Linked DNA regions of Homo sapiens: region 1 is linked to region 2. A link is a loop called in an ENCODE intact Hi-C map of the cell type or tissue named here. Cell type or tissue: mammary epithelial cell. All regions are shown on one strand. Each heading gives the region's core, and the rest is flanking DNA. Links, peaks and the distances in the headings are about the cores only.

The links. Peaks named below come from ENCODE experiments on the same cell type or tissue, not always from the same donor. Only the 100,000 strongest peaks of a DNase experiment are listed, where the experiment ranks them.
Region 1: it touches region 2 in a loop (2.6-fold over the local background); 4 of 110 quality-filtered maps call a loop at or near these places.

The regions. Positions count from the first base shown.
Region 1 is chr1:64,122,935-64,139,379 of GRCh38, forward strand. ROR1 (receptor tyrosine kinase like orphan receptor 1) reads left to right here. Exons shown (of 9, transcript NM_005012.4): 5 at 14,435-14,562. Among named protein-coding and RNA genes, the nearest start is that of ROR1-AS1, 19 kb to the left of the region's middle. In mammary epithelial cell, for the core only: no CTCF peak of the experiment used is centred there; a DNase peak (open chromatin) is centred at 10,287; H3K27ac peaks cover 1,819 bases.
Region 2 is chr1:64,071,012-64,087,456 of GRCh38, forward strand. The region is part of intron 4 of ROR1 (receptor tyrosine kinase like orphan receptor 1); the gene reads left to right. Among named protein-coding and RNA genes, the nearest start is that of ROR1-AS1, 33 kb to the right of the region's middle. In mammary epithelial cell, for the core only: no CTCF peak of the experiment used is centred there; a DNase peak (open chromatin) is centred at 10,140; H3K27ac peaks cover 1,733 bases.

The sequences.
Region 1 (16,445 bases), core at 9,232-11,731, 52 kb after region 2:
GAAAGAATGGCTCCTCCCTCATTTCAGAGAATACATCCTAGTCACAAGTGCCCCTAATGTCACTCAGGTTTTTGATAGCTACATTCCCTCACTGATCCAGTAGAATACACTACCAACTGATGCACCATCTTGATTAACAACAGCAAGCCTCCCCTTCCTTCCTCAGTATCTCTCCTCACATGGTCTCCCATCCAGATTTGCTTTAAGCCTGCCACTCTGGAAGGGACACCAGAGATCATTTAAATAAAACACATTATAGAACTGGTTAATAGGCTACCTCTATGTCTCTGCAAATATTCCAAGCATAGTTTGGTGAGTATAATCAAAGACCAAAACAATGTTTGATCCTCATGGAGGGACACTATGTCTTGTTATACTATTGTAAGTTCCCGGGGTTTTATTCATTTTGGCATTTAGTGGATTTGTCTTTGACATGTTGGATTTAAGGACATCATTATTCTTGGAATTTAGAAAAGAACACTGTGCCTGGCATGACATGAAGCCAACTTAGAAAACCCAAATTTGAATCCCATTTTTGCCACTTAACTAGCTGTGTGATCTTGGGAAAGTTGGTTAATCTCATAAAACCTCAGTGTTTTCATCTAATAAAGAATACTAATATAAACATAGAATGGACAGAAAAAGTGCTAAAAATGTACAAACAGTTCATGTAATAACTAGTACAAAAGTTTTACAAAGGTGAACATATGAAAAAGATGTTTAACTTTACTAAGGATAAAAAACGAGGTATGATCTTAAAGTGATTTTACCTAGCAGGTACTTTAACAGGCACTTGTAGGCATTGAGTGCAGAAAAATAGATACTCTTCCCCATTGATGGTAGAAATATAAGTCATAACAGTTTTCTTAAAAGATATTTATAAATTCATGTAAAAACCCTGAAAATGTGCATACCTTTTACCCCAAAATAATTCCACTTATTGTTTTGAGCCTAGAAAAATAATCATAGCAGTATATAAGGATCTATCTACAAGGATGTTTATCTCAACATTTTTATAAATAATGATAAGTTGAATATAATGGTAACTGTGTAATTGTGGTCACTAAAAGTAATATTTTAGAAGAATACTTCATAATGTGGAAAATACATATTACATTAAAAAGAAAAAACTATGTCTAGTATAATTCCAATTTGCAAAAATAATTTGTGTGTTTATATGTATGTGTACAGAATATATGCTACATATTAACCTTAATTATCTGTGGTTTGTGGATGTAGATGATTTTAATTCCCTTCTTTGTGCTTCTATTCTTCAAAATTACCACAACAAGTATTATTTTTAAAAGGGTGGAATGAGAATGCCCTGGGGTATCTTATAAGAATGTGATGAAAGTCTAAATTTAAATTATAAATTAAATCATGCACATTTATTGTATTATTGTTAGATATTAGACTGATCTCAAGCTTTGCCTTTCTTTTTCTCCCTTCTTCCCTTTCTCCTTCCCTCTCTGTCTCCATCTGCCCCTTTTTCTTTTCTTCACTGTCTATTCTCTCCTTTCCTTCTAGGCCCGGTTTTTTCCTGCTCCTTCCATGGGGAGCATTGCTCAGCTGCCCCTAGGATTCAGAGTCAAATAGTTTGCTGACCCTGGTCTGAAGCTCATTTGACCAAACTGAGCAAGAAGTGCACAAGTTTCTTGCATTTCCTTCCAGACCTCTAGTAGCCCTGACACACATCCTGGACTAATCAAGACTATGTGAAACGTACGTCCATCAGTTCAGAGTTGAGCTCTTGTCATATAGGAGCAAATTACCAACTTCTCAAAAACTGCCAGGGGTGGGAAGGGGTTCTTTCCTTCTGCATCCCAAGTGCTGGATGCCTCTGCCTTCCAACACTACTCGAAAATAGCTTTGTCAAACAAAGCATGAACACTAGGAGTTTCTGACATTTTCATAACTATGAGCATATGATTTGCAGTTCATATTGAATAACGATGTAAGAAATCTGCCAAGAAAGCTCCAAATACTATTTCCAGCACTGGTTCATAACCAGTTACAGCTGCCTCACCACAGAATGTGAGCACAATAGACTACCATGTTCCATGGTCTCTTGCTTGCAAAGTTTGTATTGAGTTACTAGGAGTCATTCTAATGGGGGAAGTCACTCTCCTGGAAAGCATTTAAGATGAATAAAGTGAAGGGTTTAATGTTCTAATGAAAAAATTTGTCAATATATTAATCAAATGTGTGAACACTAAACGTTTTTACGTATGTTTGCTGTAGAGGTTTTAAGGCGGGCTTTGGCTTTCCAGACTCAAATAAAGTAGATAGATGCACTGTTAAACTTTCGAACAATGACAAAGAAAAACATGGGGTAATTGCTTCACTCAAAGCCTGCCAGGAGATTAATTGCCTAAGAGATGTATTTTGTGCAGTATCCAAAAACTGCAGAATCTACAGGAGTGTCTTGCTTTCACTAGGAGAAAACGTATGTCACCTCTCACCAAAGATGTTTATGTCTTTTCACAAACCTGTCTTTTTGCAGTCTAAAAACATTCCAACTGGAAATGACTACAAAGCTGGGAGTTGATAGGTTAGGGGTGTTTAGTAAAGCTTCAAATACTCTCATGGAGTCAGATACGATTCCGTACTACGAGCCCCACATAACAGCAACCTGGGCCCAGGGATTGTGAAGCCTTTTCATTTCTGGTTAATCAGTGGGAGAGGTGGGGAGCCATGAGCCTGCCTTGGACCCGCCAGCCCCGAAACTAAAAGACTAAAGTTGCAGGGCTTATGGGGAGTTCGCCTAGTGCACTTAAGAAATAGGGATGGAACTTGCCTTGTTCCACCTTTGGGATTGTATTCAAATGAGGGCTTGCTAAAGGCTGAAGGTGTTGGAATCTGTAGGAGGTCTGTGTAGCCATAGCAGAGAAACATAGAGTGCGCTTTTATAAACATTTATTTGGTGCCTTCTACAAACCAAGTTATATGTACTAGACTCTGCTGGGAGTGAGACTGGGGTTGCATTACTACTACATGGAAAAGTAAGAACAGTTGCTGTATTTCTGGAACATTCTGCCTGGTAGAGGAACAGACTTCTCAACAAATAATAATTATACAGTGAAGGATGCTAGAGAGAACATATTTTCTCATGAACTAATCTGAAAGTTTCAGGAAAGCATCTTAAAGGAGATAAGACTGAACCGAAACTGGAAGGATGAGGGACAGAGAGCCAGGTGAAGAAAAATGAGAATGGATTTCCTGGAAGGGAAATAGCCAAGGCACAAACATCAGTGCCAGTGTGATATGTTCAGAAACTATAAGCTGTTCTTTAATACCAGGACCTGAGAACCAAGAGGGGCAATGCAGGAGACTGGGCTGAAGATGTCCATGGGGCAGTTATATAGGGACCTTGTGATTGCTGTTAATGTGCTAGGACTGTTGCCAGTGGACTTTATACAATAGAGAGTCACTGAACATTTGTGAGAAAGAGATAATGCAATCTACCTATTAGCTCATCATTCTATGGCAACAGGAAAGATCAATTTACAGGCCAAGAATGGAGGTAGAGAGACCAGTTAGGAGACTCCTGCAGCCATCTTGGTGGGATATTTTGAGAGCTTACACTAGAGTAACCATAAAAGGTTAGAATTGGAAAGAACATATTATACAGTTCAACTTCCATATTATACAAATGGAGTAAGTGAGGACAAAGAAGGTAAGTGACCTATCCAAGGTTGTATGGAAATAACCTTGTTGGCAGCCAAAGTGGGACCAAGACCCTGGTCTTCTCATTTCCAGTCCGGTGACTTTTCCACTCAGCAATGCCAAGTTCAGTCCCAGCATCATGCTTCAGTTAGGGAATGCCCTAGAGAAACTTGAAATGTACTTGGCTGGCATTTTTCCTGGCCATATCTAGGAAGTGAGAACAGTCCTTGTTGGATGGAGGGACCTTGAATCCAGCCAGGCTGCCTGGGAGGGATCTTTTTCTGTTCATTATCTTTCTGGCTTTAGGTACCTCCCACATCTTCCACCCTCTTCTTCTCCTCTAAAAATCCTTCTTCAGCCATTGCTTACAAATTCTCTCCCTTCTGCTGAGTCTAGGCAGTGTAGAACAAAACCTAGCACCTTTTTTCAAGTTTGTTTCCTCAATATTTTAACCTAACTATTGTATCACTGTTAAGCACTTGGGCAATTTTGAGGATGAATAATCCAATAAAATCGAACTGTTTCCATCTAAACTCCTTCCACACTTTACATGGCGGTGTTATTTGTGCAAATACTGTTTTGTGTTGTCTCTTTTTCACTAAATCATATATGTACACATTTCAAAGCTCTTGGCTTTATTATATATTTCTTATAATGGACACTGCAAGAAATTTGGAGCAAGACCTAAGCTTTTGGGAAAGAGACTTAATCTCTGGACCTAATTCTTCAACTATAAAATGGAGATAATGCTACCTACCTTGAGGGGTTCCTGGTACAAGGTAGGCGTATAGTAAGCTTTCATCTCTCTCTCTTTCTCTGTCTCTCTCTGTCTCTCTCCTCTTTCTCTTTCCTCTGTGTGTGTCTGTCTCTTTCTCTGTCTCCTCTCTCTGTCTCTCTCTCTCTCTGTCTCTCTCTCTCTCTGTCTCTCTCTCCTCTTTCTCTCTTTGTCTTTCCGCTGTGTGTGTCTGTCTCTTTCTCTGTCTCCTCTCTCTTGGTTGCTTCTGGTTTGGGGCAATGTAGTATTTTCATAAACATGTATGATCACAAATTATATCCATGCTGAAATTCAAAGGTAATTTTTTTGATGTCTACCTCGAGGCCTAGAATACTGTTGAGCATAGAATAAAATCTCAATAGGGCATAATGGTAGGAAGAAGAAATGAAGAGGAGAAAAAGAATAAACCATCTTAACTTGAAAACCAAATTAGCTGAGATGCTCGTGAGCTTCCAATCTCATACAGGCATTCTAATAACAAGTATTCACTTACTGTGGACCCAAGAACGGCCAGATGGCTTGTGAAGAACATCAGCCTCAGCAATCACACAGATTTCCACCTTAGATGGCCTTTTGCAGCCTTTGGAGGATGGATTGGAAGAGTGGAAGGTTGGAGGCAGGGCTCTCAGTGAGGGGCAGCTGACAGGTGGTGGGACCTGAGCCATGAGGGAAGAAAGTGGTCAAATTCAAGAATTCCTTTGGAAGCAAATTTAGTTTTCAAGGTTGCTACTCTTAGAAGCTGCCCCTCTTCCTCTTCTCATTATTTCTTCCATTTAGCAAAACTAAATGCATGGGGAGGCCAGGTATGGTGGCTCATGCCTGTAATCTCAGCACTTAGGGAGATCAAGGTGGGAGGATTGCTTGAGTCCAGGAGTTCAAGACCAGCCTGGGCAACATAGCAAGACCCTGTCTCTACAAAAAAAAAAAAAAAAAAAGTAAAAAAACTAGCCAAGCATGGTGGCACAAGCCTGTAGTTACAGCTACTCAGGAGGCTAAGGCAGGAGAATCACTTAAGCCTGGAAGTTTGAGGCTGCAGTGAGCTGTGGTCTCACCACCGCACTCCAGCCTAGGTGACAGAGTGAGATCCTGTCTCAAAAAATAAAGAAAAATGCATGGAGAGGTTGGGTGGCTGGGGTGGGGAAGTAGAGAGATTGACTACACATTTCAGATTGCTAGAGGATGCCACCACACAGAAATTAAAATAAAAAGTGGGAGAGATTTAATTCACTTATTGAACGTTTATTTATTAAGTATCAACAACTTGACACTGAATAGGCACTATTCTGGCCATTAGGGACATAGTAGTGACCAAAGCAAAGTTCCTAGTCCCATGAAGTTTGTTTATAAACAATAAACAATTGAATATATCAATACAGAGTATGCCTGATGAGACTAAATATTAACACAAGAGGTAATAATCAAGTAAGTGTCGGGGGGAAGTGGCAGGGCATGAGGTCAGAGAGGCAAGGTGAGGCAGGAGAAGATGATGTAAGGATATTGTAAAGATGCCAGTTTTACTTAGCATGACAAGGGAAGCCTTTAGGAAGATTGAAACAGAGGAGGAACAGGACAAATCTGTGCATTACAAATTAATCATTATTTTAATGTGAATTGCTGCTTCTGCCATTATAAAAATTTGTAAGATTCTACCTGTGACATGGGCATCTCTGTATTGCCTTTGGGTGGGTGCTGGAGTTGAGGGTACAGAGAGGCATTAAACTCACCATTGCTTTTTACGGAGGCCAGTAGTCTTTTTTTAACCACCATCAGCAGAAGGAATGGGAAACAAAGCTGAGATGAGACAGAAAAGCAAGAATTGGGGATTGGGTTTCACCCCACTTCTGAGTAGTAAGATGAAATTAAAACCCTTCTAAGATGTCCCTGAATTCCATTTACCACTCTTTCCACAAACCTTCTCTTTTTCAATCCATGCCCAAAGGCATAAAAGGAAAGAAAAAAAAAATCAAAGCAATTCCAGTAACACTTGTGGTAGAAAATCTGCCTAGATTGGTATGTGTGAATTTCATATTATTCTAAAGTCCCATTATTCTTAATAGGCAATTTTAGGGGGTGGTTTGAATGCCTGATATTTGGAGAACTTTCAAAGCACATCCAAGGGGTCTCTAATAAGAACTTGGGGGCGCTGAACTCGGGGACTCCAAGTGTCACCTATGCATTTCCAGCTTCAGCCTAACCTTGGGGGCAAAGCAGGCCCTTAACAGAGGAAAAGTAAAAACAACCAAAGCATTCTTAGAGGTGCAAGGCCGCCCTATCATGAAAACCTCAGTAAATTGAAGACAGTAAAAAATCACTCATTCTTTTGATTAGCAGTCTTCTGTATTCTTGCAAATACTGTACTAGTGCAGTCCTATCATTTCAAATGTGTGTTTAAATAGGAATAAAATATATTACACACATAATTTTCCCTCAAATTACGTTTGTGAGATACAAGCCTGGGTAATTCTGCTCCTGTTCCAAGTGAAATGCAAACCCTTGTGTTTCCAAACATCACTATGAAGCAAAGCCAATACCTTCCCTTTTCTGAGTTGGACACAAGTAACTCTTCCGTGCTGCTCTGGAAACTATGACAGAACGTTATTCATCTGTTTGTTTTAATAGCCAAGGGAAAAAAACTTCAAAATTTTGATTTAATTTTTTAAAGAAAAAAAGGTGGTATGAAACAGGTCGAGGGACTCTTTAGCTAAGCGAATAAATGTTAACCAAATTGTCACTGACCAGATGTGGGAACCAGCATGTGATATTCGACACAGTCACCTCAAAATTGCTTATGCTTACAAAGGCATTCCAATAAAAGAAAAAGGGATGTAAGGGTTAGCTGAATTCTCAACCCTATAGATTTAAGGCTTCTCTGTGAGTCGTTGGCCCTCTGGGTTGACATGCCTTGATTGGCTCCCTTTCAAAACTGACCTTAAAGGTCAAGTATGTTAACATGTACTTTTTGATGCTCACTTTCAGACCGGTCTTTAGAAAGCAGAGTTTGTGAGATAACTTCAGGATCACATATTTAACCTGTAATCTCTTGACCACAGCCAGCCTGAGGTGAAGTCTGCTTTTGGTGCTCCCGACAGCTCCCCTTCCTGGATCCTCACCCTCCCCAGCCATCCCTTTCCTTGTCTCTGCCTATACCTGTCCAGAGATGCTCCCTCTCCCAGGGCCATCATTTCAAGGTGTGTGCAGCTAGGGCTGATAAGATTTAAGTGATGCCCCCTCCTCCTGGTTAGCAGTTAACTAAGGTTGCTTCCAGGCTTGAAGTCTCCTCCAGAAGAGGAAGGAGGTAGGTTGGAATAGGAGGTAACTTTTCAGACCACCTCCAATTATAATCTGTTCTTAAAGTTTCTATGTCTCTGATCTTCTGTCTACATTGGAATAATTCTGCATCTTTTACTTGGATCCTTAATTTTATAATGTAGCCCCATTTTTATTAAAAGCCAGGGCTAATTTTACCTTGAGAGATCTGTTTGCCCCTCCCAAGGGAGAAGAACGCTGCCTCTGAAGTGGGAAGCTTCACACTCAGCTCGAGGTTACTAGAGCCATTATGTGGCCATGCTTTTAACCAGATCTGCTAATAGGTGGCCCGATTCACAAGTTTTAAAAAGGGATGTTTTCCATTTATTCATGGCCATGATGGTCTTTTGGGAAAGCATTAGTAAGTTGTGTTTGCTTGGGTAAAGAGAAATTGCTATCCATATGACAGAAAATAACTCCCACTTTAATAAACTGCTCACTGAGCAAACCTATGGACCGTCCATCTCTTTGAGCTGTGTGATGACTTTCCTTCAAGGGTTTTAGGGGCAGCCATCTTGATGTGATTTCCTCTCCATGGCTCAAAACAGGGTGTATGAAAGGGGCTGGGGGGATAAATTCAGAGGTCAGAGGTGTTGGGCTATTTATTTCACTGCTCTCTGTCCCTATGAGGCTGCCATGCTGTGGGATTGCCAAGTCACTGTCCCCGGCATTCCATTTGAAGAGCCATGAGAATCAGAACAAAAGAACCTGCTGATACTGAGTAAACTGCTCATGCTTATATCAGTTTAGTCTGCTTGGAAGTGACTTACAAAGCTACCCCCACGACCTCCCCCACCTTGAGGCCTGAATTTGCAACCATTGGCCCTCTCCCAAGGTCCCTCTACCTTGGCCCTTGTGTAAATGATATTTTTTTTTTAATTAAGGTGGAATTCACATAACATAGAGTTCACCATTTTATTTTATTATTTATTTTGTTATCGTTATGTTTTAAAGAGATGGTCTTGCTCTGTCACCCAGGCTGGAGTGCAGTGATGTGATCATGGCTAACTACAGCCTCAAACTCCTGGACTCAAGCAATCCTCCTGCCTCAGCCCCCTGAATAGATAGGACTACATGTGTGTGCCACCATGCCCTGCTAATTTTTTCATTTTTAATTTTGTAGACACAGAGTCTCACTATGTTGTCCGGGCTGGTCTTGAACTCCAGGCCTCAAGCAATCCTCCCAACCTTGATCTCCTAAAGTGCGGGGATTATAGGCATGAGCCACTGCACCCAGCCAGAATTAACCATATTAAAATGAATAAGTCAATAGTAGTTAGTATATTCATAATGTTGTATAACCGCCACATCTGTCTACTTCCAAAACATTTTCATCATCCCAAAATAAAATTCCTTGCCCGCTAAGCAGTTACTTCTTATTCCTCCCTGTCCCCAGCCCCTAGCAACCACCGATCTGCTTTTCTCTAAAGACTTACCTATTTTAAATATTTCATATAAATGGGATCATACAATATGTGCCCTTTTTGTTCAGCTTATTTCACTTAGCATGTTTTTGAGGCTCTCCCACATCGTAACCTGTTTCAGTACCTCATTCATTTTTCATGGCTGAATAATATAGTCTATTGTATGTATCTACCACCTTTTGTCTATCCATTCATCTGTTGATGAACACCTGAGTTGTTCCCACCTTTGGACTATTGTGAATAGTGCTGCTCTGCACATTTGTGTACAAGTGTGTGTTTGAGTACCTGTTTTCAATTCTTTGGTTTAAGTGAGATTTTACAGTCAGGAAAGTCCCTCTGCATCCATTCTCTTCTCATTAAGAAGAGGTAGGAGACCCGGCGTGGTGGCTCACACCTGTAATCCTAGCACTTTGGGAAGCCAAGGCAGGTGGATCATCTGAGGTCAGGAGTTCAAGACCAGCCTGGCCAACATGGTGAAACCCTGTCTCTACTAAAAATACAAAAATTAGCCAGGCATGGTAGCACACGCCTCTAATCCCAGCTACTCAGGAGGCTGAGGAAGGAGAATCGCTTGAACCCAGGAGGTGGAGGTTTCAGTGAGCTGAGATCGCGCCACTGCACTCCAGCCTGCGCAATGGGAGCGAGACTCCATCTCAAAAAAAAAAAAAAAAAAAAAAAAGAGAGAGAGATAGGCATTTTAACTGAAATTATCCCCAAAAAGAATATTTTAGGACCAAATTTGTCAGTACCGATCGGTTCAGCTATGTCTGCCCATGCCCTGTATATTCTGATGAGGAAGAAAATCGCTTCCAATTAGAGGATACTCCTGGTATGGAGAAGGGTCCACTTTGGTGGGCTACCCTGGGATAGTCTCCTCATCTCTTCTAGTTCTATTGGCCTGTCAGTGGTAAGGTGGGCGCTAAACAGATAAAATAGTATATGAAACTGGAAATCTGTGGAATGGTTTGATGAAAGTACTGGGAATGGGTGGGGTTAGTGAGTGACTAACTTTCCAGGGAAGGTAGGGGCATTTGGGTCTGAAAGATGAGAACATTCACAAGGAGAACGAGGGGGTGGAGGGCATGCCAGCCCTAAGGATGAGCATGGGTCAAGCCATGTCCGCATCGAAGTGCATCCTGTGGTTTGAGACTAGCAAGATCATCCACATGACTAATACCATCAGGCTTGTAGGCTTGTCTGGCAGGGAAGGAAGCTGGAAAAACTGGCAAGAACTAGATTATGAAGTCTCTGCAGAACAGCATTTCCTTTCCTTGCTCTGCAGTGGTTCCTAGATGGGCACTCCTTTTGCTGCCGCACTGTTCCACGATCCCTCTTAGCACTCTTCAAATATCCTTCATAAGCTCCTTGCCCTGGAGAAGGAGGAGACCCTGGAGGTGGATTACAGACCACATTTGCGTTTCCCAATCCCATGGCAGAGAATATGGCAGGTTGTAGAGGCTGGCAACATGGTAACTCAATTACCTTTATGAGAAACATGAGCTCCCATCACAAAGCACCCCTGCACCTTGACATCATGGTGAGGCAGCGGCGCACGCTGGTGCCAGCCACTGTGATGAATGGCCAAATTCCATTTGCCCTTTCACAATGCACTTTTCTTCTCCATTGAATGCAGCCTTGGGCACGCTCACTGCAAGTGCCCTTGCACTTTTGCTACCTTGCCACTTGCTTCATGTTTTTAATTTGCTGAGCATGGAGTAAGGCAGGAAGACATCAATGATGAAAGAAGTGTGAGCTGGAAAAAAGCATAAAGCTGATTAATGCTGGAGGAGCATTTGTTCCCCTCCAGCCAAAGCCAGTGGGGAAAAATGGAAAAGAAAGAAATGTGTTTTTGACTTTATGTTTAAAAGAAAACCTTTTACCACCCAGAATGCACCAAAGCTTCTCCACAGCAGAAAGCCCCTCTAAGCAGTGCAAAAACTCCATTGCCAAGCCACTTGGAAAGAAGTTATAGAGTGTGGTTAGAAACACTATTTAGAGCAAATCTAGCTCTTCTACTTGCTGCGTAACTTTGGATAAGTTCTCTATGCTTTCTGAGTCTCACTTTTCTCATCTGTAGAACAGGAATAATTACATCTTTACCTTTTTTTATAAGATTGTTGTTGGGATAAAATGACTTAGTATCTGTTTTGTAAGTATATAAAACTTAGCAGTATCTGATACAGAATCAAGACTCGTTATAAGGTCTCTTTCTCGAGTAGGCTGATTTAACTAAGAGTAGTATTGAAACGCAGAACATAGTTACAGATCTAACAACATGGGATAGTGGCCTCATCTTGAGTTTCAGTTTAAATCCTAGCTCCACCACAGACTGACTTTGTGAATTTGAGCAAGTTACTTAACTTCTCTGAATTTGAGTTTCTCTCTCGTAAAATAAGGATAATAGCTCATCAGGGGCTGCTTTGAAGAAAGCACCTAACACAGTACCCAGCCCAGAGCAGCAGACACTTAATACATGTTTGGTTTTTTTCAGTGTTGTGGTTCTCAACCACATTCAAATCACCTGATAGGTTTCTTTAAGCATAGATACCTAAGCCTCATCCCCAGAGACTATGATTTAATAGGTCTAAGGTGGGGCCTGGGCATTCGTATTTCCTAAAGCTTCTCAAGGAGATTCTTTCATTCTTTTTTTTTTTTTTTTTTGAGATGGAGTCTCACTCTGTCACCCAGGCTGGAGTGAAGTGGCATGATCTTGGCTCACTGCAACCTCCACCTCCTGGGTTCAAGTGATTCTCCTACCTCAGCCCCCTGACTAGCTGGGATTACAGGCACCTGCCACCACACCCAACTAATTTTTGTATTTTTAGTAGAGATGGGGTTTCACCATGTTGACTAGGCTGGTCTTGAACTCCTGACCTCAGATGATCCACCCGTCTCGGCCTCCCAGTGTGCTGCCAAGGCGATTCTCATAAGGAGCCAAGACAGAACCACTCCCCAGCAGATAACAGTACATACTGGTTTTGGGGTTTTTTTGTGTTCTTTTTTAAAAAATCTGTCTCCCAGGAGACTGAACAGGATAGTAGGAATTCTGGGAATAGTCAAAAATTTAATACACCTGCAGTTCTAAGCCTTTGATAAGAAATGTGCAGCCAAGGAATTGCATTCCATTTTATTCTGAAAAAAAGTATTCAAAGAGTCTTTTTAAGAGTCTTGAACTGGAAAGGTGGTAAGAAGTTTAGCCTAAGCCTCACACATAAAATATGGGAACTCCCAGTAGGTTGGGGATTTATATCTGGGGGTAATTCCAGGGTTTTGTCCTCCCAAGAGATATAAATTGAAGCCTTGAGAGTTTAATGTGGGGGAGAAAGAAGTGTTCTCATAATGACACCTTAAAAATCCAGGGCTCTGCTAATGCCTAGGGATAGAAAAGCATCATCTGTAATAGCAGGGGGGTGGCATGGGGGTGTATTCTGGTCTCTGTACTTAGGTTTCCAAGATCCAAGTGTGGGTCATCAAGAACCTTCTTTCTCCCCATAGGTTTATGGTATTAGTTACCCAATAAAAGTTGGGTTAATTTTACAACCCAAGTAAAATTTAAGCCAAAAAGGCTTCAGCATTACTCTAGGATTTATGAAAGTAAACATGTGGAGTGCTTGCAGGATTGTGCAACAGTAAAATTTCAATGTCTTTATGTCAGGTATATGATATATTCATTTGTATGTGTATTTAAAGGTTAAGTTTTTAAGAGCTTTGCAACACAAACTATTTTCAGTACTAAACTGAAGATACTTCCCCCACTTTCACCTTTAAAATGATTCTTTTAATGAATGGGAGTAGAGAGAAGCAGAAAATTAGTGTCCTATCAGGTGATTTTTCCACTTGGTTTGCTCCTATACTTTGACTTTCTAGACTCCTACGCTAGACCTTCAAGCTGGGAAGTGAGCACCACAGCACTAACCGCAGTGCCTCTTACGATGTGGGAGCTTAGTAAATAACTGTCTTTTAAATAAATGTCCCTTTGGTCATTGTAAATACTTTAAGAATAGCCATATATTATCTCTACAATTTAAAAAAGCTTTTACATTATCTGATGGGATCATAATGACTTTCCCATGTAGGGCAGAGAAGTCAGTTACTGTGTCCAACTTGTAGATGAGAAAATTGTGGCTCAGAGGGCTCAGACAGCTTGCCTAAGGATGCCCAAATGTTAAACTCAGGAAGAGAATTTTGTTCTCCTGACTTTGCTCTGAGGGATTTTTACTTAGAAGAAACCAAAGGGGAAAAACGGTGTATTTTTTTTTTTTTTTTTGAGATGATATATTGAGGAGGAGCATCCAGGGTTGAAGTCAACTTATACACGTGGCAGGCAGACTTTGGTTTGGCTATGGTCTGCCTTTGAGAAACAGCTGGATGTTCTGCACTCGAGGGATCTTGTGCTCATCGTAGGCCCTCGTGGGAGATGGTAGCCTCTGCCCTTTCAGGTTGAGCCTGCCATCTTGGGTCTTCATCTCCAGCCTTAGATCTCCAGTCCTTTTACCTGGCACATGAATCATGTCATTTCTGGTGTCCCTCTGTCTTCAAGATGAAATCTATTACCCCTCCTTATAAAAAAAGTCTTATAATTTTGAGGCCGCAAAATTTTAATAAGACTATTTTTTTAAATTGTAGAGAAGCATGAAAGCAAACTTTCCATGGACATTTTCTCTAGATTTCCTTGGATTTAGTGACTCAATTCAAACTCTCCAGACTATGGTTTGCCCTGGTCCTCTTTGGGCAGGGTAGAGATAATGGAGGTTCAGCAGTGAAGAGTCACCTAACTGGGCTACCCTCGGGTTTCTTTCCAGCTGCACCCAGCTTCTCACCCCATGGATCCCCCTAATTGACGTGTCAGTTGGAGTGGATCTGTTCGCCCACGCCTTTGTAGCAAATGAAGCAGAAATAATCTGTGCTTAAAAAACAAAAAACTGTAGAACATGTGCCCAGATTTCCAACTCATTTCCTCTTTACTCCTATAACTACATCATCTTCCAGCCCACCACCAGCTGCGAAAATAAAAGCATTTTCTCCCATATTTAAGGATGATTTTGTGCTTCAGGATGACTTTCTGGGGGTGTAGGAAACTTGACCAATGTGACCAACAGATGTTTTAAGAACTGAGCAAAAGCCCAATTCCTTAGCCCAGTCTTTTGTATATTGTGCCCAACTGTGCCCCCTAGTGACTATTTAGGGTATCGCGCAGTCAGAGCTTGCTGTGCCCTGTATGTATGTGGTGCATCAGCTAATGTCTGTCTATGCTTTCTTTCAGAGATGAGTATGAAGAAGATGGATTCTGTCAGCCATACAGAGGGATTGCATGTGCAAGATTTATTGGCAACCGCACCGTCTATATGGAGTCTTTGCACATGCAAGGGGAAATAGAAAATCAGATCACAGGTAGGTAGCACCAATGAAATTATATTTGTCCCTTGAATAACTATTTTTCTCGCCAAAAGTTTTATTGAGCTCCTCTCTTGACAAAGGATTAAGCTCAGCATGGAGGTTGGGAGCAGGACCATAAAAAAGCATGAGACATGATCTCTGTGCTCTGGAATTTACATTAAAGTAATTTATTGAAGGTTGCTCTTAGAGGAAAAGGAAGCTTTGTGAAATCTCACATTCATTCAAACACTCAATAAATATTATTAAGTGCTTTCACCGTACCAGGAACTGAATCTGAATGGGAGAGGTGATGGTGTGTAAATAAGCCAGGTACGTCTCTGCCCTCACAGAGCTTACTGTTTAGAAGCAACATGATGTCGACTGAGAGGGGATGAATTTAGAGTTTAGAGTTCTGGACACTCATCCCAGAACTATTATGACAGTGAACTTTGGGGAAATCGCTTACTTTCCCAAAAAGTCCCCTTCTTCATCTGTGAAATGAGTGATGAAGCAAGATGACCATTGGTCTCTTCTTGCTCTAGCTTTCAATATTTCACTCTTCATTTTTCTTAATTGAAAGTATCCTTTTGATAGAAATCTAATAGCGAAGCACTTACTAGCACACATGAGTTAAAGTAGCATAGGCTGCCTCATAGGATTTTGCACGCATCGTTCTGGTGGTTACAGCAGCTTTGTCCCCTTCCATTAGTGTAGTTATGATGCCTCTGTGTCACGTATCCTTTGCAATCCATTCACATTGTCTTCATGACATTCTAATGAGGTTGCCATATCTAGCAAATAAAAATTCAGGATACCCAGTAACATTTGAATTTCAGATAAACAACGAATAATTTTTTAGTATAAGTATGTCATAAATATTTATCTGAAATTAAAATGTAACCGTTGTCTTTTTCTTTATCTGGCAACCCTAGGGTCTAGGAGAGGTAAGAACAAACCCAAGGCAGAAACATAGAACAGCAAAAGGCCCAGAAGCTATGTGGAAGCTATGTGCTATGAGGAATGTGAAGGAACTGAGAGGAGGCTGGGGGGAAGAGGGAGGAGGACTTTTTTTTTTTTTTTTTGAGATGGAGTCTCGCTCTGTCACCCAGGCTGGAATGCAGTGGCGCGATCTCGGCTCACTGCAAGCTCTGCTTCCTAGGTTCATGCCATTCTCCTGCATCAGCCTCCTGGAGGACTTTTTAACCAACCAAAAGAAGCAACTGTAGGAATAGGTAGTTGCCATTTTCTGAAGCCCTCATTTCAACAGGAAGAGAATTCTGAAATTTCAAAGAGCAGTAAGACTGACAGGGAGGAGCTGTTAAACACCCATTTCAACCTAATGTAAGAATGCCTTAATGTACTTTTAACTGAATATCCACAAAAGCAAGTAGACATTTTGGGCCAGGCACAGTGGCTCACTCCTGTAATCCCAGCACTTTGGGAAGCTGAGGTGGGCAGATCACTTGAGGCCAGGAGTTCGAGACCAGCCCGGCCTACATAGCAAAACCACATCTCTACTAAAAAACAATACAAATATCAGCTGGGTGTGGTGGCACATGCCTGTAGTCCCAGCTATGTGGGAGGCTGAGGCATGAGAATCCCTTGAAACTGGAAGGCAGAAGTTGCACTGAGCTGAGAGCGTAACCCTGCACTCCAGCCTGGGCGACAGAGTGAGACTGTCTCAAAAAAAAAAAAAAAAAAAAAAAAAAAGTGGAAGTTTTGATGTAAATAATTGGTAACCTATTTATAAAAATCCTCTCTTGGAGATTTCTAATGGGTATCAGCCTGGTGGAAAGTTTTTTTTTAAATTCATTTACCTTTGTTTATCCCAGCGTTTCCCAAACTTGTTGGCTTGTTTCTCAAGCACTATTCTATTTCACATGATTAATGTTCTGAGC
Region 2 (16,445 bases), core at 8,738-11,237:
TCTAGGCAAAATAACAGCAAGAACAAAGACCATGACATGGAAAATGGTTTTGTCACGATCATGGAACAGAAAGAAGGCCAGCGTGGCCAAATTGGATGAGCGAGTTGTGGGAAGTATGACTTCAGGTTAGAAAGGCGAGCAGGAGCTACGCGTTACTTAGCTGTGCAAGCCAGTGTTTGGGCTTCATTCCAAGAGCCATGGAAGCCATGGGAGGGTTTCAGCTAAAGAGGTGATGTGTCCTCATTTACAATGGGAAGAGCACTCTGGCATCTGTGCGGAGGGTGGACGAGAGTATGAGCAGGAGCTGGAAGAGCAATAAGGAAGTTTTTGCACTAGTCTAGATGTGAAAATAGGTGGTTTGATGACTTGGACCAGGTCGGGGTAGGTGAGTTGTAAAGAAGTAAGAGGATTTGAGATGGCTTGAAGAGGAGGCAGGTGTGAAGGTTTAAATTATATAAATAAACAGGATAAATGGAATCTGCATCCAAAATGCCTAACTGCTTAGAACAGAGGCGGTGATCAACTCATGTCCCGTTCTGGTCCACTCCCCCCCGCCCCACCACCCACACAGACACACACACACACACAGACACACACACACACACAAACCTTGGTGGCTTTTGAAGAAGTATTTATGGGTTTCATCCTCATCTGGATTTTCCCATCATCAGGAATGAGTGGCAACTGCGGGGAGAAGGATGTGGATGTGTCTCTGATTTTCACAGCATGAAGACAGAATAAGTCTACCATTTTCTATTCCTCTATAATCTTGGTCTCTTAGAATAGCTATAGCCTTCAGCAATGATGGAGAAGCAGGGTTCTGTGGGATGAAGCAATTAGCCATGTTCTAGGAGAGAGGGAAGAGCCAATAAGGAGGGTGTTCTCTCCTCTCTCTCAGTTGCCAGAGCTCAGCCTGAAAGGGATTCCCTTCCTCTGCTCTCCCGCCACCGTGGTGCTTCCCTATGTTACACTATGTTGTGGTCCATGGTTTAGTTCTCCAAACAGGAGAACTACCCCTGGCACAAAGAGGGCCTTGATTAATATCTAAACACTGAATGAGCAACGGAAAACACCAGTGCTTCTTGTCTTAGAGCCGAGAAACTTCTGAGGTTGCAGAATAACCTGTGAAGTTTTTTCTTTTATAAAGATAGGAATAACAATAGCATCTATGCAAAGAATTGCAAGGATCATGAGAGATAATTTGTGTCATTCACTTTGCATGATGCCTGGCATATGACAAGTCCTTGATAGAAGTTTGCTATTACTAAGGGCCTGCTTCCTATGGCTTCTTTAAGAGCTGCTGTGTGTAAATGGCCCTCAGAGCCTCTTTGAGGGCTCTGGACTAAGAGGAAAGAAGAACTCTGGTGCAGGGACCCAAATAAGCTCTATCAGTTCTCACTGCAGTAGGGGCTTGACGGTGGAATTAACAAAGTGCCTTAGGTTTACTGCCAGTTCCCTGACAGCCTGATTTCCCATGTATTGTGTACCAGATGAGACATAAGGGATTGTGAAGGCAAATGAAAAGCAGGATATTGTTTACTGGGGCCAATATAAATATGTTTGTGGGGAGAGGAGAACAAAGACCTCAAAGCCTGTTGTTGACAGAAACCACGCTAGTGTTTAATACATGACGTCATCCTAGTAAAAATAATAGTTCCCACAGGTCTGCCAGGGAATGGGAGAGCCGGGGTTATCTGTACCCACACATGCCAGGAACCTCAGGGGTGCTGGCAACTGGTATATGATCCTGACCCAGCTTCCAACTAGCTCCATGGCATGTCTGAGGGAGGGGCTTCGTGGATAGTATCCTACTCTGAGTTCCAAACACACAGATCCCAACGTCTGGATTCCACCTCTGCTAGACACCAGCTTGTAGCAGAGACCTTAGCTGGGAGCCTGGTTTTTCCCAAATGTAAATTCAGATAAGAATTCAACCCCTACTAGAGTAGTTGTGATGAAAAAACAAGATAAATAAAATAAACAAGATTTAAAGGAAATGCTAACTGCAAGAGAGCCTTTGGTATTCATGGTAGCCTCACCCACTTCTGTGTGCTCCTCTCTCACCTATGCAGAAGCATTGAAATTCCAGGCTTCATCTCCAGTCTCACCACCCTGAACCCCTACTTTGCTTAGCTTCCCTCCTCTATGTAAATTTGTTTTATTTATTTAGGCCTTTTGTAAGGTGTGTGAAGGTATCTGGGCTAAGAGAGTGGAAGGTCAGTGAACCCCTGAGAAAATACTAGCCACTTGGGGGTCCTCATTCTTGCCCAATCAGTCAGAAGATCCAACTACTCCTCTGTGTGCCCCTTCCTGCTCCATGTGCTCCTTTATTTTACCCATTTTTCTCCATGGTAAATGCAAGTGTAAGGCTTTGAAGGCACAGGGGAGCCTCTACAAGCCCTGAGTGGAAATTCGCAGCCAGTATGTGAAAGCATGACTTCAATTTTTTGAAGACTGGGCCCTAAGAACTGGACATGATGAAGCTTACCAGTTTGCCAATCTTCACCTTCTGTTTTCTTCCCCTGAGAGTTTCCACTAGAAATTCCCCAGCTTTGGTTTGAGTGCTTGGCTCTGTAATCTTGGAGACACTCTGCATACACCCCACAATTAAGACATCGCAACTCCATGCAATGTTTCTTCAGAGAAAGTTAGATGCAATTAGATCATTTGAAGATGGATTAGCCTGCCATCTGCACAATATTAAGAAAAATCATGTTGGCAAATGATGGGGCCTCTTTGAAGAGCTCTGAAGGAAAGCCACTAATGGGCTCTACACTGGGTTTCCCCCCTGTTCCCGAAGGGTTAACACAATGTGTGGGAAAGGAAAAAAAAATCCCCTGTGGCATTAAAATGCTGTGTCAGAGATTTGTAAGCTCCCCTTTGTAGCTCTGCCCTGGGGCCTGGCTCACTTCAGTGGAGATGAGGTTAATAAGACCTCTGTTGCTGCTTGGCAGTTCTTAACGGGGTTACAGTCTGGTGCCTGACCAGTGAAGGACAGTTATTATTAAAGTGCTGAGGAATTTAATTCAATAAGGTCAGGGACATCTGCTGTGCTTGCTTGCCCAATGTCCATTTATTCTTCTTTTTACAAGAACTGCTTGCTTTTCCTTTGCGGAAAACCACCTCATGCCCATTCTGTCTAGGTGGAGCTGACCCTTACCTAAATCAGGGTGGCCACATGACCAAGCCAGCCCAGTTAGTGTATTTGGGTATCCAACCGTGCCCCAAAGTCACTGGACTTGTCAGTTACATAAGCCTATAAACACCTTTACCCCTCAACCCTCATTTTTCTTTTTCAGCTTCTGCAAGGTGGAGTAGCTACATTAACTATTTAAGGGATTAAATGGCATGAAGTATAATTAGATAGAAACTAAACTCTGTGGGAAGTCAAGAGAGGGAGAGGTTGATGTGGGTGGGTGGGCTTCCTGGCAGAGGCTGAACTTGAACTGATCTTAAAGGATGGAGAGGATTAGGTGAGACCAAGAGAATGCAGAACTCTGTGCAAGGCACAGAGGGAGGGAGAACTCAGTTAAAATGAAGATCTGTGGACAAGAAATGAAAAGTGGGTTTTGACAAATAGAGGCAGGGAAAATGCCAGAGGACTTGGAATCCCAGGATGAGAAGTTTGAACTTACCTGGATAGTTCCCCAGTGTGGACTTATGTATGGGTGGGGAAAATCCACACCAGATTGTGCTACCAGTTTGGGCAAGTATATGACTCTATGCCTTACCTGTGTTAGAGACTGGCACAGGTGCAGGCAGGGCACTAACCTTGGCTCCGCCACTTAATAACTGAGCAACAATGGGGGAGTTACTTAACCTCCAAATCTCAATTTTTTTCCATCTGCACAATGAAGATAAATAATAACCTGACATTCAGTGTTTGTGAGGATAAAATGAGATAACCTACGTGGGAGCCCTTAGGATAGTACCTGGCACATGATAATAATAGTAGATAATATCTGTTGAGTGCTTATTAGTGTTCCCGAGGCACTGTGCTAAGCTCCTGACATACCTTATCTCATTTAATCCTCCCAATAGCCAGTGCTTTAAAAATGTTGGCTGAATCCGATTTGGGGTAACCTTGTCATTCCTGTGCTTGATCAAACAATAAGCTTATCAGACATTTACTGTCCAATGAGAGCTGAATACATAATCTGAATATTCAAGTTCTAATTTCTTAATACACACCCTAAAATGTTTTAAATTTAATAAAATTACACTTCAGAACATCTAGAGAATAGAGTAAAAAAAATGTACATATAACTTCACTAACCACAACAGAACCATGTTTTTCTAATATAGAGGGGGTTAAGATTATCTGCTTTTAGGCCCACCAGATCACCACAGTGTGATCTGGGGCAAGTTACTTTATCTTCTCTCAGCCTTAGTTTCCTCATCTGTCCTTATACGATGTTTCTAGAAGCTTCTTCATAGGGGTTTTTTGTTTTGTTTTTGGCAAGGTTTAAGAGTGATAATTCATGCTGTATGGAGCATCTGACACATAATACACCATCAATGTTAGCTCCTATGAATGCCTCCAGTCACTGTCCTATACATTTTCCCTGTGATTGCAATAACCGTGTATATGCAGTTGCATCCTTATTTTTTCACTTAACACTGTATCTCAGGCATCTTTATAAGTAACAAGATCTCCCTGTCCCTCATTCCTAATGTATATGTTCTCCTAAAATCACTTTAAGTGTATCAACTTGCTCTTGCTTCATCTTTTAAAAACATGTATAAGTAATGCTACACTCCACACCTTTACGCTTAATGGCTCTAAGAGTTCACGTTTCAGTGCACCATCTCTTTGAGTTCAAATTATGGTTCTGCCCACACCTTTTCAGAATGTGGTGAGAATGAATGACACCCAAGTCAGGAAAGGCCTTTGACAAATTGCAGATTATGCTGGCTTGATAAGTGACCACAGGAAAGTATGATTGTCACTTTTCCAGCAGTGGGTTTCCTCCAGTGTGATATTCTGTGCCTCACCTATCAAGAGGTGTTACTGTGGGTCTTCCTGTCAGCTCAGTTCTCCTACCCTTCTTGCTGACAGAGGAAGAAGAATCCCACTACCTTTTAGCTGGAGGTTATTCTCCTGATCTCACTGAATCTTATTTCTTGGAGTAGCAAGGAATCTGCAAAACAATTTGAGGCTGTCTTTCTGTTGCAAATCAAAGCCCCAACCTCTTATTTGGGTCTTAGAGCAAGAGTTCCCCAAGTACTTTGAAATTGGACCCTTCTGTACACACCTGGAGTCACCAGTAAGCCTTGCCCATAGATTCCCTGGTGGATGGACACACAAAGCTAAGGGCAAAGGTGACCTTTTCATTTCTTCTTCAGGTCCTACAATGCCTTTGAAATCTTTATGATCTGCACCTTCAGGGATTATACAAACAGCTTGAGGAAATCCTAAAATTGTGTTTTCTCCAGATAAGCATCCAGGTCAAAGGAAAGACCTCTGCATGCCTTCCTGATAGAAAGAAACTTGCCTCAATTTAGAGAATGCCACCAAGAACAAAATTGGCATGCAGCCATTTGTGCAGTGCATTAAAAACCAGTTTACAAATAGTGGTACAATTCTGGAAGTGTCAGACCTCATAGTGTGGTGTAGTGGAAGTCCACAGACTATTTACCATATTTCAAATGTCTTACTGTTTTTAAACAGCAGCACAGGATAACCAGAGTAACACATTTCTTTGTTTCTGTCTCGAATAACATCAATTAAGTAAAAATAAAATTTATTATCATGCAAGTTATAAGCTTTCCTTGGCAATTATATTTTGATATATTTATATGCTAATTTTAACAAATTTTGGTTAACATATCTTACAGCAGTATTTTTTATATTAATAATGGTAAGAGGAACAGTTACTTTTTTACTTAGCTATTAGTTAATTGAGATTATTTTAAAAGCTGTGTGACGTTGGAAAACTGATTAACTAATACAGGTATTTATAAGATGTTTGGTCTAAAATAAGGTATTTAAACTACCTGAGCCTCAGTTTCCTCATATAGAAAAAATATACCCTCCTCATATGGCTGTTATAGGGGAAAAAGACACAATATGCAAAGCACATAGTACGGAGGCAAAGTATCTGGCACATAGTATGGTTCAATAGATAAATAATTTTCCCATAGAAACTGCAAATTTATATATGAGACAAAAAACATTTCAAGTATATGTTCTTGAGGGCAGGGAGATGTAAGGTTTTTAAAGGTTCTTTGATAAAAAGGTTGGAGCATGGCTCTTTGGCTCTGATCACTCCATTGGATACTTAAAACAATGTTCAACTCTGTCATCAGAATGAAATGTCCACTGATTCATCTCCATTTCTTAACTACCAAGCAACGTTCTTTTGAGGGCTTTCACACCCTCACGTATCCTTTCCACCTGAACCTCAGTGGCTGACTTTACCCCAGGCCCTGAAGGCAGAGGTGGAGCTGAGCTCTGTGTCTGGGAAGAGAGAAGCAGGCACGTCCTCTGATCCTTGCCCAAGGGCCTGCTTTGTGAGTGGGGCATCAATGCCGCTTTTGTTCCACCTTTAGCGTCTGGCCCACAGCTGAACTCAAAGAGGCTGGCTGCTCGGGGCAACCCTGGCCCACAAAGGACAGACAGCACCAAGCCCAGCCAAGGGTTCACTCAAGACCCCAAGATCCAGCACGGTGGTTCTCCCCACTGGGGAGGCAGCCTCAGGGAACATTCTGTCTGCCTTTGGCATTCTAAACCATTTCTAATTTCATGAAGATAAGTCAGAGGTTTTAAATGTGATATCACTGCTGAAAAGGCCAGAGCCATCAGCGTAGAACCAGCATGTCCTTGCTAATTACAATACACAATCATTGCCTTATGTTGATGCAGTCATTTGCTCATTCATCAGCTATTAATTGAGTTCCTACTATGTGCTCAATGTGATGCTCAATGTGAGGGACATGGAGGTGAAAAGATGATGTCCCTGCCCTTAACTCTCTGGTGTACTGGCAAATAAACTGTCACCTGCTAAGACAAATAGAACATAATATCTGGACACTATAACAAAAACCTGGAGAAGCAGAAACAGTCTACATAAGGGGCCAATAATAACCATTGCTACAGTTGATCAAGCATTTGCTGTGTGCCACTCACTGTGCTAAGCACTTAGTGTGTATTATCTCATTTAATTCTTAAAACACAGCTATAATAGTAGTTTGATTCTCTTCCTATCTCTCTGGGAAAGGCCATGCAAAGAAAATGGCATGTGAGGGTCTTGGAAAAAGAATAGGAGTTTGCCAACTAGACAAGCAGGGGAGATCATTGCGGGCACAGGAAACAAAAATGATCTGTTTGGAGAACTGCAGATCTTTGGTATGTGTGGAGCAAAGGGAATATGCAGGGCCTCGTGTGAGAATAGTGATTGCAGTGAAGTGAGAACTAAGTGGGATGAAGCTTCAAATGTGGAAGACTGTAAGCAGAGCTAAGATGTCGAGGAAGGAGACTCGGTAGGATAGTGCTTCAGTTAGAAGGAGGGATGGCCACGTTTGTTGGTTCACTTTTGAGATGCAGAGCCTATTCCTAGGGTAGGCTATGAGAAGGGAACAATGAGAGGGAGAAACTAAAAATGCCGGACAGAGAGTGACTAGTGGAGACAGGACCTCACCCTCCTCTGATTGGAAGAAAGATAAGAAGAGAACCAAAGACATAGACACATTCTAAGAATAGGTGTTGGGAGGCAGAACACAGGTAAGAGGGGGCAGAAGGAAAAGATACGATCTTAAGAGTTGTACCTGCATGACGCCTGATGTCTCTGAGGTTAAAGGCAAGTCCAACAAGGAGAGTGAGAGGTGACAGAGTATTATAGAGGCCTTGGTGAAAGGAGTAAAAGTTTGGAGTCATTGTTGAGTACGATGATGAGGTGCTGATAACACAAACTCTTGATTTCGAGGAAGGAGTGTTCAAAGGAGGAGGAGGAAAATGACTGCTAGAGAGAAAGGTGATGGATGGCATGTGAAAATAGTTGAGTGTGCTGAGAATCGTTGATTAGAGTGGCGAAAGGTAATGAAGGGAAGACTTAATAGGTGATTTCAGGTTCAGACATCTGAATGAGGGCATGGACCTATTCCATGCAGCTTCAGGAGACAGAACGAGGTCCAACAAGTGGTCATTCCTAGGAGACAGATTCTCTACCCCCAAACATTAAACATTAAAACATGTAAGTAAGTGTACATTAAAAACATTAAAATGTGTAAGTAAGTAGCACTATCCAGCAATGGAATAATCTGCCTCTTGAAGGATTTCAATCATCTGCCAAGGATGTTGTGCTGGAAATTTGGTATGCTTAATTAGATGGCTTCTTCTATCTTTTTTAATACTAACATATCATAGATACTTAATATATGGAGCATTGAAATAGATAGCAGCCAATTTTGGCATTCTTGCAGGTTGTCCCACTGTCTGAGCAAGAGAATCTTGATTGGGATTTTTTTTTTTTCTTTTTTGGAGACAGAGTCTCGCTTTGTTGCCAGGCTGGAGTACAGTGGCGCAGTCTCGGCTCACTGCAACCTCCACCTCCCAGGTTCAAGCAATTCTCCCACCTCAGCCTTCCAAGTAGCTGGGATTAGCTGGGATTACAGGCACCTGCAACCACGCCCAGCTAGTTTTTATATTTTTAGTAGAAACGGGGTTTCACCATGTTGGCCAGGCTGGTCTTGAACTCCTGACCTCAAGTGATCTGCCCTCCTCGGCCTCCCAAAGTGCTGGGATTATAAGCATGAGCCACCGTATCTGGCCTTGATTGGAATTTTCAGTAAGATTTATGCAGTTTAAGAACTGTGGAAACAATCTTGATTTTTTTTTTTATTCCAGGAGGATTTTTGTTAAGATTAGCAGAAGCCATGCTCTAGTTTGAGAAAAATACACATGGTATTATTGAGTTAACAGGCATGATGTGTATATAATACTTACTATGGAGAGGGCTTCTTTCTATAATTAAGGCAGAATGCCCATCCCTTCTCATTGTGGATCTGGAGAGGACCCTTAGCTGGGATGACTAAAGGAGGAGCCTCTGTTCTTACCTGATTTGGAGTCCTCTTCTCATCATGAAAGATGTTTGCGCATCTTTCATGCCCTGTACCTTTCTTTTCATTTGCCCCCTGCATTTGGGATTGGTTGCTTTCTTTTTTGGAACCTATGAGACTATTTCAGTGGTTCTCAACTGAGGGTGATTTTGACCCTCAGAGGGCATTTGACAATATCTAGAGATATTTTTGATTGTCATGACTGGAGAGGGATGCTGCTGGCATCTGGTGGGTAGAAGGCAGGGATGCTGCTCAAAGCCCTACAGCGCACAGGACAGCCGCTCTCAACAAAGAATCAGCCAGCCCAAAATGACAATAGTGCTGAGGTTAAGAGACCATGGTCTGTTTTTAAGTCTTCCTTCTAAATCAGCTGCCACCAATACACTCTGTAAAACCCCAGATGCCTACTTTTATTTTCTAATTTAAGAACTGTTGTGTGGTTGAATACTCTGTCTCTGTGAACTCTACCCCCACCCATCCCGTTCTTCATGCTGTAGCAATAAGAAGGACATTTTAAACTCCCTTTGACCAGAAAAGTCACTTTTGGTTAGGGTCCAAACAAGAAACACATCCCTCCCTGGATAAAGGCAGAGATGCCACAGCTTGCAGAGAAAAAACATCAGACATTTCCCAATGGCAGCAACTCTGGGCCAAGAGTACGGATGGAGGACAAGCTACAGATACAGCCACATGGTGCCCTTCATTTGCTTTTGAGTAGGAGCTCACACTGTCTTTAAAAGATTGGACAGTAGAGCTCAGCCATGAAGGGCCCCTGTAGCCTTTCCAAGCCAGGATAAGACCAAGACGGTGGTATGAAAGCAACTGTGACTTTGGCACAAATACAGACTGAGAAAATGGTACCTGACTAGGTTACTCTTATGACCCTCTGAGAATCCCCACACAGCACATGCTAACATGTACCTACACCTCTGTGTCCCAAATTAGGCTGAAGTTTTCAGTTAGCCAGATCATAAATTAGGCCTTTGTAGCTCTAAGATCCCCTACCCCTGAAGAATCCTAGGAAAGCCTCCCTTACTACACTTCATGACTCAGCATTGATAGCCTGCTCCAACAGAAATAGCCCAAGGCTGAGATTTCCCTTCTCATCCCTTATGTTTTTCAGGCTGAGCAGTCATAGGGAAATCATTCAAACTCTTAGAACCTAGGTTTTCTTATCTCTGAAATGAAGACATCGACCTTCCAATTTCTGGGAACCTGTATTGAAAAAGTACTCTCAAATACGGACATAATTTTATGTACAAAGTTACTTATTGCTTCATTATTTAATGTTAGACATATTGTGAAATAGATTAAATATGACACATTTATAGAATGGAACATTATGTACCCATGAAAAAATAATATACATGAAGAGTTTCATTGGCTGTGAAAAATGCTTGTGCTCTAATGTCAAGAATAAGAAGCAGGCCGGGCTTGGTGGCTCACACCTATAATCCCAGCACTTTAGGAGGCTGAGGTGGGAGGATTGCTTGGGCTCAGGAGTTCGAGACCAGCCTGAGCAACATAGGGAGACTCTACAAAAAATAAAAAAATTAGCCAGGTTTGGTGGCCCATGCCTGTGGTGCCAGCTACTCAGCAGGTTGAGATGGGGGGATTGCTTGAGCCTGGGAGATCGAGGCTGCAGTGAGCCATGATTGCACCGTTGCACTCCAGCCTAGGTGACAGCGCGAGACACTGTCAAAAAAAAAAAAAAAGCGGCAAAATATAACACCCCCCACACACATACACAAACACACATTTATATGCTTATAGTATGATCTCAATTCTATAAAATATGTATAGAAAAAAGTCTGGAGGGAAACCAAACTATTACCAAGAGTTTATACTTTGTTTTATGTTAGTATGTTTATAACGTTTTTAATAAAAATAAAGCTGAGGTATACAATAATTCTTTTCCCTTTAAAAGCAGAGCATATAACTCTCAAGATTGAGAAACACTGATTTACAGCTGTAGACAGAACTGGGGCCAGAGATAAAATTTTGGAGTCATAGATGTTTTAGTAGAGATTGATTACTGGATAAGATCACCTAGGATGAGCCTGTAGAGTGAGAAGAGATGAGAGCCAAGGCTTGAACCCTGGGAAATACTGACATTTAGGGAATGGATGAGGAAGACAAGCCAGAGAAGGGAATAAGTTCGTGGCAGTAATCCATATGAGATAATAACCTATATGGATTACCATGGTGGCGTTGGGACATGCAAGGGAATGATAAAGCTGATAGGCATTTTAAAATAAATTAAGGGTTGTAAATTACATGTACAAGATGAGGGTAATGGAAAAGCCAAATATTACTTAAACCTCTCTAGTTTGGAATATGGAAGAATGCTGATATCAAGGAAAGCAATGGGATAGTTGAAAGAGATGCATATATGGTAGGAGTGGGGAAGAGGTTAGGCTTAGTCTTGTATGAGTTGGGTTTGAGATCTCTCTTCAAGAAAATAACTGCTCTAAGAAGTGCAGTTATCTGAAAGTCCCCAGCTGCAGCCCCTTGGGGATCGGCCATACCATGCAAGCTGAGGTCACCCTCTGCCCAGGCAGCTCTCAGCCATGACTAAGCTTAGAAGCAGCATTAGAGCTGATCCTCTCTGCCCATGCGAGCCTCCTCTAGTAAGTAGGCAGTCCTTGCACGTGGGCTCCCCACTAGGCTGACCCAGATTCTGAGGGCTGACCTTGGTTTAAGCTCTTCCCATTCAATCTCCCTTCTTCCCACTCTTCTTTCTCAGATATCAAGTCTGTATCATGGTCTGAATGCTCTCCCTGCCTGCTCTTCTCTCTCTCCCTCTTTCTCTTCCACAAACACTGCCCCCAGTAAATCTCTTGCACTTTGAATTCCATCTTGGTATCTGCTTTCCAGAGGACCAGAACCAACACAAGTGATGGTTACATATCCAAAAGAAATTATTGTGGAAGGAAAATAGTACAGTTCTTGAAAGCAATCAGGATTGAGGGATAACTGAATCTCAAGAGTCTCCCTAATAGCATAATTAGAGGGAGGAGTGGAGGACAAGGTTTGAATCTTATGTTACAGTCATAATTGGGAAAGAGTACAGTTAGTCTTGTAATTGGGAAGAGAATTCAGGATGGTGGGGGGAAGTTATTGAAAAAGTAGAAGGAAACTCTGGGAAGTGTAGGATCATAGAACATGAAATAGAGAGAGAGCTTTTTAGGAACAGGTGATAATCAGCGCAGATGTCATCAAAGAAAATCTGAGTAGGGACTGAGGTCTTGTATTTAGAGACTGACAGTGTGGCTGGCTGGCCATCAAGTGATTATTTCAGGGAAAGAATGAGAATAGGTGCCAAGTTTACAGGAATGAAAAAGAAACATAGTGGGAAATAGCTGGAGGTAATGACAGTAGACCTCACATTGAAAATGTTTGTCCATGAATGAGAGGAGGGAAATTGAGCTAATTAGAGTAATAATTTCCAAGATTGAGTGTGTGTGTTTTAGGAACACCTAACCATTTCCAGAAGAGGGCTTTAAAGGTGCTAGAGAGAGAGAGAGAAAAAAAAAAAAACAACCATTGTAGAATTAAAATGCTGAAAGCAGTGGGAAGAGAAAAGCTACTGAGGCCAGAGGGAGGGGTTAGATTTTAAACGGAAGAGAGAAACCTCTTTTCTGGAACGTGGCAACAAGAAGATGGCAGAAATGACAGAGATATAAGGGGTGAGAGTGAAGAACCTCACGCTTAGAATGTGTTCCTGGTACAAAAGTAACAAGACCAACCTCTAAGAATAAGAGAATGAGATGGGGAAAATGTGTAAAGAGAGTGGAGATGATCAGGAATGGCTGGTGAGCATACTGTTATTCCTTAAGAAATGTGATGGGGCAAAGGAAAATCTTGCCTTAAATGCATGAAGTTGGATCTCTGTCAAGTACTGGTCCAAAGGACTGTGACTCTAATTGGTAAGAAAGAACTAATAAGGTCCTGGCATTTCTCTTACATCTTGAATTTTCCTAGTTCAACTATAACTCAAGTGTTCAGAGAAACAAACTGGCTTTACGCAGTCCACTTTTGTAATTATCAACAATCATAGAAAAGGAACTAGTATATAGCTACTTATTTGCTTTGTTTGAATGGCACTGTACTTTATCATAACAATGGGTGATAAAGATGATAAAAATATCCAAGAACCACAATGCTCTATGTCAGAACTAGGTTGACTGGAGAAGAAATGCTCTCTGAAGCAAACGTTCTGGATACTCAAAGACTGGATTTGTACAGTGGTCTTTAGGCGTTATAACTCTGTCCAGGTCTCTCAACACTTACAGCTATCAAGGAAACTTTATTATTGATATTCTACAGAAAAAATCACGATTACTGCAAGTCTGTAAGCTCTTAAGTATTTTTCCCATTGAAATTATTGTTTCATTAATATAATATATTCAACCTTGTGCTATCTTGGGTATGCAACTCTACAGTTAGAGCAGATCAAAGGGCAGTAGCCTGAAAGGAGCTGAATGACAAAATCCATGGCATTTCTCATTAGTCTTAGCCAGAAGTGGCTCTTTATGGAGAGGACTCATCCTGGTCTTGTGAAGAGAAATGCACTGAAACTGGAAAGGAATGAGCTGGCCACATCAGTTTCTTCAAAGCTGCCAGTTGATATGTCTATGTCTGCAAGTATGACTTATGCCTGTTAATTACCCCCCAAACTCCTTCAACAGACAAAGCTCTTTATTCTGCTGACTTTGAAGTATAATTTGGGGATGCCTTGAGAAGGTCAACGCGACAGGCCAGCTTTTGCCCTGCAGTGGGCTGTGCAGGTGTGTGCTAGCTGTTGGCTTCCAGGCCTGTTTTATTCCAGCCCTGGCAGAGTTTGCAGGAATGTCATGAGAAGAGATTTATAATACTTTCTGATTCCATCCAGTTTCAAATAATTTTATGAATAATCTTTCTCATAGCATACTAGTAATTCTACAAGCAGTCTTGGCCAAAATCAACGGAGTGAGCATGCTTAAGGAAATAATTTTCTTTTTCCTTTTTAAGAAATCATTTTGCTGAAGTTTTACAAACCTCATAAAAATTAAGGGTTGGTTTGAATTTGGGAGAAAGACTCACTTTATCTGAACTCATTTGCCAAAAATATTTAAATGAGCACATGCTGGATGTAAAAGTGCCAAAGCAATAGCATCAATTATGCATTCTCAACCTTCCAGACTTTCCAGAGTCATTAAAAGGCAGCGTTTTCCTACAGGTGTTAATGGGATCCTGCAAAGAGGAAGGTGGTTTTAGGTAGGATTGTGACAGAGTGGCTCGTGCGTTGGGTGCTATGGAACCCACTGAGGGGCTTCTGACCACAGTCCCATGCAGAGCCAACAATGGCATTCGTTGTTATAAGCAAGTGTCAGTCACAAGAGAGCTGCCATTACAGAGTGTTGCCCAGCTTTCCATATTCCCAACATGGCCAGAGGTTTCATTCTTTGAGAATGTGTTTATTCAGCCTAGTAAAAACATTAAAAAGGGGAATAAATCTCTGCCGACCCCAAAATGCTTTTCACCACAGCTGTAAACCATAAAACATTTAGAAAGGTAAGCAGGACTAAAGATAATATAGTTTCCCCAAGCAGCAAGGAGGGCAGACCTGGAGGTGGCCCTTGCAAAGACAGCTGCAGTGCACAGAGCTTCCCTGCAAAATCATTAAGAAAGGGACAGGTTCTATAAGGTGCTAAATTATTATTAGTTTTTTTTTAAGTTGGGGGAGGGCAATAATAAAAACCATGTGCTCAGCAGCCTGCTTGGCCATATAAAACAGAAAGGCCTGTGACTTTAAGTGTTGTAAAAGGGGTTAATTGTCGATTTCTGAATGTGGCAAGTTTACTGATCTTGTTAACAGCAACGGGGCATGTGCCGTTGGTTATCATGGCGGGAAAGAAAAACAGCCATCCATCCCTTATTCCCTGGATGCCGTTATTAGTCTTGGAACCCAAGTTAAGGGACATATGGGTGAATGCAGTCTTAAAATTGCTCCTTTCCACCTGTCCAAATTTCTACCCATTCTAAAGCTTCCAGTTCCACCTAACAACTGCATTTTTACTGCCATTTTTCAAATGCCTGCTGTGGATCAGTTCCTTTCACACAAAATGTGTTGTCTATTTGTATGACAACCTAATGGAGTGGGCAAGGATGATACAACCATTTTACAGACAAAGCAACTGAGGTTCAGAGAAGTTAAGAAAGTTATCTATGGCGACAGAGCTATGAAGCAGAGGTTCAAACCCGTCTTTATATTCCAAGTCCAGGTCTTTTCAACTAGTTATTCAAATAATTCATTTGTTCATCCATTTACTCAATAGATAGTTATTGGCCATGCACTAAGAGCCGGGTGCTGGTCTAGTTGTTGAGGATAGAGCCCTGGACACAACTGACAATGTTCCTGCCATCACAAGGCCTATAGTTTAGGAAGCACTAGTCTAACTTCCAATAACCATCCTCTCTTCTAACCTACTTTCACATGCACAGTCAGCATCTGTAATTTGATATTTTATTTTGCTGTTGAGTATTGCACATTACCTTTGAGTATGGTGTGTTACCTTTGGCTCCCCCAGCTAGATGATGAGCCTGGTGAAGGCAGGGCTGTTGTCTAATATTTCTCTTTTTCACAGTCTACCCAGCACAACCCATTAAATAAGTGCTTTTTTTCTCCTGTAGAACATCTTTATTACTGTGATCTTAAGATCATTTGGGGTTTTATTTAGAGCTTAGCTATTGCAGCTTCTGTTATTGAGCTTTGTCAAATGTTATGTTTATATTGTCTCATTAGTGCTGACACCACCCAACTATAAGACCCATTTTACAGTTGAGGAAATTGTGGCTTATGAGGGCTGAGAAACTTGCCCGAGTTCTTAGAGTCAGTAAGAAGAAAAGCTAGGATTCTGCCAGTGGCTGAATTCAAAAGCCCAATTTCTGTATACCATGTACTTGAGCCTGAGCAGTGAGGGAATCTTTGCCCACCTGAAACATATAGAGAATATCAAAAGACCCTATGATATGATATACATGATACATAAGGTGAATTTAATACCAGCCATTGATTCATCCAGTCACTCCAATCACTCAGACCTTCATAGTAAAATTCATGTGGCATCTTGGCTCCTGCCCCACCCTCTATTTTGTGGTCTTCTTAAAATGCTATCTTTTTTCAATAGAATAATTTTCAAAGGAATCCCTGTGTTCCTAGAAAGGTGACAAATCAGAGATTGACTAGCATGAGGAGGGTAGTGGAAGGTTCACACCTGTTTGTAATAACTGGCTTATACAAAACGTAAGTACGAACACAATGGATGGCGATTGTGTTCTGCCAATGCGGTTGGCATTCATTCTGAGAAAAGATGGCAGACCAAGGCCAGAGCATGGCCCAGTTG